Linked DNA regions of Mus musculus: region 1 is linked to region 2. Evidence: chromatin contacts called from ENCODE Hi-C or POLR2A ChIA-PET data. All regions are on one chromosome and are shown on one strand. The core of a region is the stretch at or near the end of the contact, and the rest is flanking DNA. Distances in the headings are between cores, read along the strand shown. Region 1 holds the start of Slc35e2 (solute carrier family 35, member E2). Region 2 holds the start of Nadk (NAD kinase).

Region 1 (2,937 bases), core at 386-2,885, 38 kb before region 2:
AATTTGTACGGAAGGGACAGTCACTCACTCCTGACTAAAGTAGCACATTGCACCCTGTGGCTTTATGATAGTGTTTATCACTTCTGAAGAATGGATCTTTTCAGGATCACTGGTGTGGTGTGCTCAGATTAAGACATAAACAGTTGGGGACATCCACATTACCAGCCACAGGATCTCCATCTTGTGGACAGGTCCTTCATGTTGTTCTGTCTCTCCATCTTCTGCACTGGAAATGAATCACTTTAATATAAAAGCCTTCCTATCTCTTCACTTAATGGGCCTTCTTTTGCTATTTAAAATTCTCTCGGTGTGCTTTCAAATGTGCTCTGCAACCAGGGATACTTGTAGTACAGTCCCATAATTGCGGTACTGAGAGGATGAGGCAGGAGGGTCACAAGTTTAAGGCCAGACTGGGCTACCCTGTAAAGATCCTGTCTTAAAAGAAAAAAGAAAAAGAAAAAAAAGCACAAAAAATTATTTTCCAGTTTTTTTTAATAGAGTACATTCATCCCATGAGCGGGCGACTAGACAAACACTGAACAAGGGCCCCCCCACCCCCACCCCCAGTCTGCAGTTTTACTTTTTGTTTTATTTTGCATTTCAAGGGTTCAAAACATCAATGCTGCAAAGAGCCTGTTTCATGCCTGAAAAGTACCGGTTGGAGAAAAACCGCTGGCAGGCTAAAATAAAGTTGAGGCTTGGGACCTGGCTGAGTCGCCCATTCCACGGCACAAAATAAGACGTTTGGGGAGGCAAAATCAGTACACGCCGACAGATGACAGGGTGCCTGCACCTGTCATTGGGTATCGCTTCCTTTCCGGCGCCTGCTGCAGTCACAGCCCGCCCGCGATCCCCCCGCCCCGGTGCCCATCACTGTCCCCACCCTACCTGTGCGTCCAGCCCGGCGAAGCCCGCCACCTGCGCGCCCGGTGCCAACCCGGGCTGACTCCAGGACGGGATGCCCCCGGCCCCCGATGGGGTTCAGTTCTGGGGCTGCCACTGGAGTTTATGCAGAGCCTCAGCCCACGCCCACGGAAGATGCAGCCCGCGCCCGCCTCGGGGCCGAGCAGCTTTAGGCAGAGCGGTCCAGAGTCAAGGGCGAGAGCCGCGAGCCCTCCCACAGCCCTCCTAAGGGTTTAGATTTGGGACACACACACGGGTGGGCGGGGAGAGAGCCGGACGTGACGCACCGGAAGCTGTTACGGGGGGGGGGGGAAGGACACACTCCACACAGGCACACAATGGCACCTTCCAGAACGTTCCACCGCGGCCCACCACGGGGAGCCAGGACACCCTCACGGCGCGTTCGCACCTTCCGTAGCGGCCCACCGCAAACCACGGGGCGGGCGACGATGCGGGGCCACAGCACCGCCTTGCGGCCTCCTGTGGGCGCCTCCGGAGCGTCCCACCTCTGCGGGGTCCGCCATGCTGGGCCAGCGTGCAGGTGTCGCTCCTCTGGCCTGTGGTACATTCCGGAACGTTCCACCGAGACCAAGGTGAAGGAGCCAATCCTCTGAGGCCGCGAAGGTGCCGCCCTCTAGGTCAGACCCAGGGGCTTGATTTCAAGGATCCTAAAATCTGACCAGAAAGTCACAAGACGAGAAGCGCTCAGTGGCGAACGTGCGAGGAACCCCCGTGCTCTCCGAGTCTTGGACGCTGCCGGGATGGGGGCGGGGTCAGCACCATGGGGGCGGGGCCAGCAGCATAGCGACGGGGCGCTCATTGGTCGAGCCTCAGAGGCCCCGCCTTCCTGCAGGACGCTTGCTCTGTCGCCTGATCTCCCCAAGTAGCCGCCGGCTGTGAGATGCTTCCTGGCCCCTTTTATCCCTGAAGGTCATTTTGTGGAGAGGTTTGAGGTTGTGCCTTGCCTCAGCTCTGCTTTTGGTGAAACCTTCCTTTGTTTTTTTCTTGGTTGTTTGAAAACTAGTAAGGTTTCTCCTTCAGATCTCGCACAGTGAGTTGGAGCTTCTTAAACCTTTTCCACTAGAAAACCCTTTCCATATGCAAATCAAACGTTTACTGATAATCAACCTTAAGTCTATCTTAAAACAATTCTTTGCCCGGTGCCGGAGACCAGCCTGGTCCACTTAGTGAGTTCCTGGACAACCAGGTCTATGTAGAGAGACCCTGTCTCAGCAAACAAAAAACAAGTCTTTAGAACACAATGGCACAGTGCAGTTTTACCACTTAAAAGCAAAGGCAAACTGGCTTACGAATGAGAAGATGTGCTTTTTAAATTTTCGCACAGATCATTAAATCTTGACTGAATATCCCATACCACTGGACATAGAGTATCTTCAGCATTTTTCAGAGTTGATGTTTTGATTTTATCAAAACCAAAGTGTGTTTGATTTTGTTGAATTGACGTATGTTTTAGAACCGTATCAGTTGGAAATTCTGTCCTAACCACAAGCCAAGTTTTAACGATTTTTAAAAATGAAACTCAACTCAGAAACTTACGCAAGAATTTTGTTGTTGTTGGGTTCTTTCCTTTGTTTGTTTTTGTCTTTTAAGATAGTGTCTCACTGAGCCGGCATGGTGGCACACACCTTTAATCCCAGCACTCAGGAGGCAGAGGCAGGGGAATTTCTGAGTTCGAGGCCAGCCTGGTCTACAAAGTGAGTTCTAGGACAGCCAGAGCTACACAGAGAAACCCTGTCTCGAAAAAAAAAAAAAAAAAAAAAAAGATAGTGTCTCACTATGTACCCCTGTCTGGCCTGGAACTCACTGTGTACATCAGGCTAGTCTTGAACTCACAGAAATAGACATCTCTGCCTCTCACACTCTGGAATTATGCGCACCTATGTAAGCATTTTTTAATTGAGTTGTTTTATTTGGTCATTGTTGTTTTGTATTTGTTTTGTTTTGAGACAGGGCTGGTGTATCCCTGGCTGGCTTCGGATTTGATGTACAGCCAGGGCTGACCCTGACCTTGCT
Region 2 (3,170 bases), core at 507-3,006:
CATTAAAACAAGAAAAAGCCCAACTGGATATGGTTTGGTTCATGCCTGTAATCCCAACATGCAGAGGAACATACAGGACAAGAAGTTCAGAGTCACCCTTGGCTACACAGGGAATTAGAAATCAGCTTGGCATACATAAAGTTATGTCTAAAAACAAAGGAAGGATCAGAGACATGGCTCAGTAGACAAAGGCACTTACTGCCAAGCCTGATGTCTTGGGTTTGATCCATGGAGCCCATGGAGCAGGAGGAGAAAACCAACACTTGGAAGCTCTTCCTTCCATTCATGAGCAGTAGAGTAGCAAGTGTCCACTCCCATTAAAAAAAAAAGGAAAAAACCACCACTTGCTTCTCTCCATCTCCAAGTGATGCCTAGAGAGCTAAACTATTCATTTAAGTACTGCTGTTTTATCTGTTAGCCACTTCTACCCAAAAGGAGGGGTGGGGGATGGATTGTGGCTCAGTGGGACAGCACTTGTGTGAGGATCTGGGCTGGACCTGTAGCACTTCAAACAAGATGAAAAAGAAAAAAAATGAATAAAACTGCATCGTTTTTAATAAATAAATCTACAAAGAAGAAAATGCAGAAGCATTCTGAGATGCCACCTCCAAATGAAGAAGCTACCTGGTCATACTGTATATTGGCACCCGTGGCTGTCCCAGAGCCCAAGATGGGCAGTGTAAGTCACAGTGAAGTCACTGCTGAGGACAAATACGTTCAGAGGGAAGGTGCCGTGCTTTTAATTACCAAGGCGAGGATGCCAGCTTTCCGGCCCGTGGAAACTGACAGTGATACATGAAACCAATGAATATAAGTTTGAATAACACTCTTCTCAAGAGGCAAGCCAAACGAATAAGTTTTGAACCAAAACAGAGAGTTTCCCAAACAAGAAAGGAAAAACAAGTCGCTATTCAGAATCAATGCCAGGAGAAAGCCCATTGCTTGGGAGAGCTGGAAAGAGACGCCGGATCTTGGCCAAGCAAAGGCAGATCCTGGGACTGCGCTGGGCACGCCCTGTTCCCATAACGAAGAAACCTGCCAGAGGCCAAGACAAGCGGCCTGTGAGTGTGACATCCTGAGAGGCAGCAGCCTCTAGGAACATCTCCATGGACTCTTCAGGACTTTGGAAGCTCCTGGCAAGTACTGGATACCAAGTTTACGATGGGGTTTTGGAGAGTTTCACACCTCGATTGCTTACAAAACGCTCGTCTGACTACTTTGCCCACATGCCAAGGTCTCTGGCGCTTGCTAAGGCCCCACTGGAAGACCAATGGAGCCGATTCGGCTGCGGTGCTGCGCGCTGAACTGGCTTAGAACAGAACGGCGGCCTACATGGCTTCTCCCGGGACCCGAACCTCTGACTCGTCCCCCTAAACCCAAGGCCGGACCAGATCTTCAGACCTGTCCCTTAGGCTCCTTCCCCGAGACCACGCGTCATCCTGGCTGCAACCCACGTTCGGACGCAGGGAGGCGCGTCAGAGCCACCAGCGCCCGGCCTCGGGCAGGTGGGCAGGGCCGGCGCCGTGACCCTGTCTTCACGGGTCCCGGCCAGTGACGCCGGGCAGAGGGCGACCCCAGGCCCCGCACTCACCGTCGGCTGCCGCGCGCCCGCGTGGACGTCTACATGCTGGGCCGAGCAGGCGGTCCCTGCTGCCCTACTGCTACCTGGCTCTCAGCGACCCAGCCGCCCGCCACCCCATGGCCGCTCGGTCCAGAGACCGGCACCACCAAGCCCCGCTGCGCCGCGGCTGTCAGTGCGCAAGCGCAGCCCGCACGCATGCGCTGCAGGGCACGTGGGGAGAGCGGCGCAGCCGCACCTACACAGGCGTGCACGCAAACTTCGGGTTTTTCAAAACCCTTTGTAGGCCAAGGATCAGAGGCTGGGGGGTGGGGTGGGGGGTGGGAGACGTGAAGAGGGAGGGGCGAGGCAAAGGGGAGGCGGGGCCGAGAGGAAGTGGGCGGGACACAGGAGTAGGAGGCGGGGCAAAGGAACTGAAACAGGGCATAGCGGAATGGGATGGGGACAAGGAGCGGAAGACAGCACGGGGGGGTGGGGCCAAGGTTGGAGAAAGGGGAGGGGCAGACGGGTAGGAGAAGGGGCAGGCAGAGTGGGAGGGACAGGTCGCAAGAGGGCAGAGCTGGAAAGGGACGGAACTAAGGAGACTAAGCCGGAGGGAAGGGGAAGATCGGGAGAGTGGGCGGGGCCAAAGGGTGGAGGAGTCGGGGCGGAAGGGGAGGCGGGGCAGAGGGTGAGGGAGAAAAAAAAGAAAAAAAGAAAAAAAAAAGAGTAACCGAGGAGGGGCAAAAAGCTCAGTCCCAGCAGCAACAGAGAAAACCACCAGATTCTCTCCCTTTTCTTTCTTTCTTTCTTTCTTTCTTTCTTTCTTTCTTTCTTTCTTTCTTTCTTTCTTTCTTTCTTTCTTTCTTTCTTTCTTTTGCCTCCTTGCCTCGCGGTCTGATCTTTATTCCTGTCCTACGTCACACTCAGTTTGCTTTTTGCTGGCGAGGTCTCCAGGACCATGTGGACAACGCGGGCCAGCTTTGTGGGAAGGTGGGCTTCGTGCCAGGCTCCTGTTCCCACGTTGTTCTTAATGTCCAGCGCATGGACCTGGTATCTTTCAGAAGCAGAACTCGGGTGACAGCGCTCATATGGCTCTCAGGCCCACCAGCAGTGACCTGACACCCTTTGGCAACTGGCAAGGACTTGAGCCTGAAAGTAACAAACCTGACAGCTGGTTGATACAATGGTTCACTACTTTAATCCCAGAGATGAGAGCTCCGGATTTCTAGGAATTCGAGGCCAGCCAGGGGTACCATAGTTAGAGACCCTATCTCAAAAAGAAAAACAAAGTCTTGATAGTTGAGAAGCGACTGTGTAAATAGCGTGCCTCACCCACAGCTGTAAGGAGGGAAAGAGGGAGGCCACCGACTTTGTAGCTGAGCCAGGGATATGCTGAACTGGTGGACATGCTCGTGCATTGATATCCACCAGTGTGCACAGTGCACCAGTAGGTGTTTTCGCAGTCCCGACTCCCAGCACTGTAGTTTTAAGATGTTCACACTATTGCCCTTCCTGTATAGCCCAATCTCCACGCTTCCCCACAGCCCCCCATACCTGCTGCAGTCAGGATGTTCTCTGGTGGGAACTCCTGAGACCTGTGTGCTGTCCT

What was found. A loop is a pair of places that touch in the nucleus more often than their neighbours do. ChIA-PET counts read pairs that join two places held with the same protein, here RNA polymerase II (POLR2A).
Region 1: a loop to region 2 is called in a map of heart, with 4 times the contacts of the local background. The contact joins the promoter of Slc35e2 here to the promoter of Nadk in region 2. A Hi-C loop is called at or near these places in 2 of 37 maps with a recorded cell type or tissue (adrenal gland and heart). POLR2A ChIA-PET finds 5 or more read pairs at or near these places in 3 of 5 experiments (Patski and embryonic stem cell).

What each region holds. Positions count from the first base shown.
Region 1 is chr4:155,600,114-155,603,050 of GRCm38, reverse strand. It overlaps Slc35e2 (solute carrier family 35, member E2), which reads right to left and starts at 1,635. Exons shown (of 9, transcript NM_177186.4): 1 at 1,313-1,635.
Region 2 is chr4:155,562,401-155,565,570 of GRCm38, reverse strand. It overlaps Nadk (NAD kinase), which reads right to left and starts at 1,756. Exons shown (of 12, transcript NM_001159637.1): 1 at 1,592-1,756.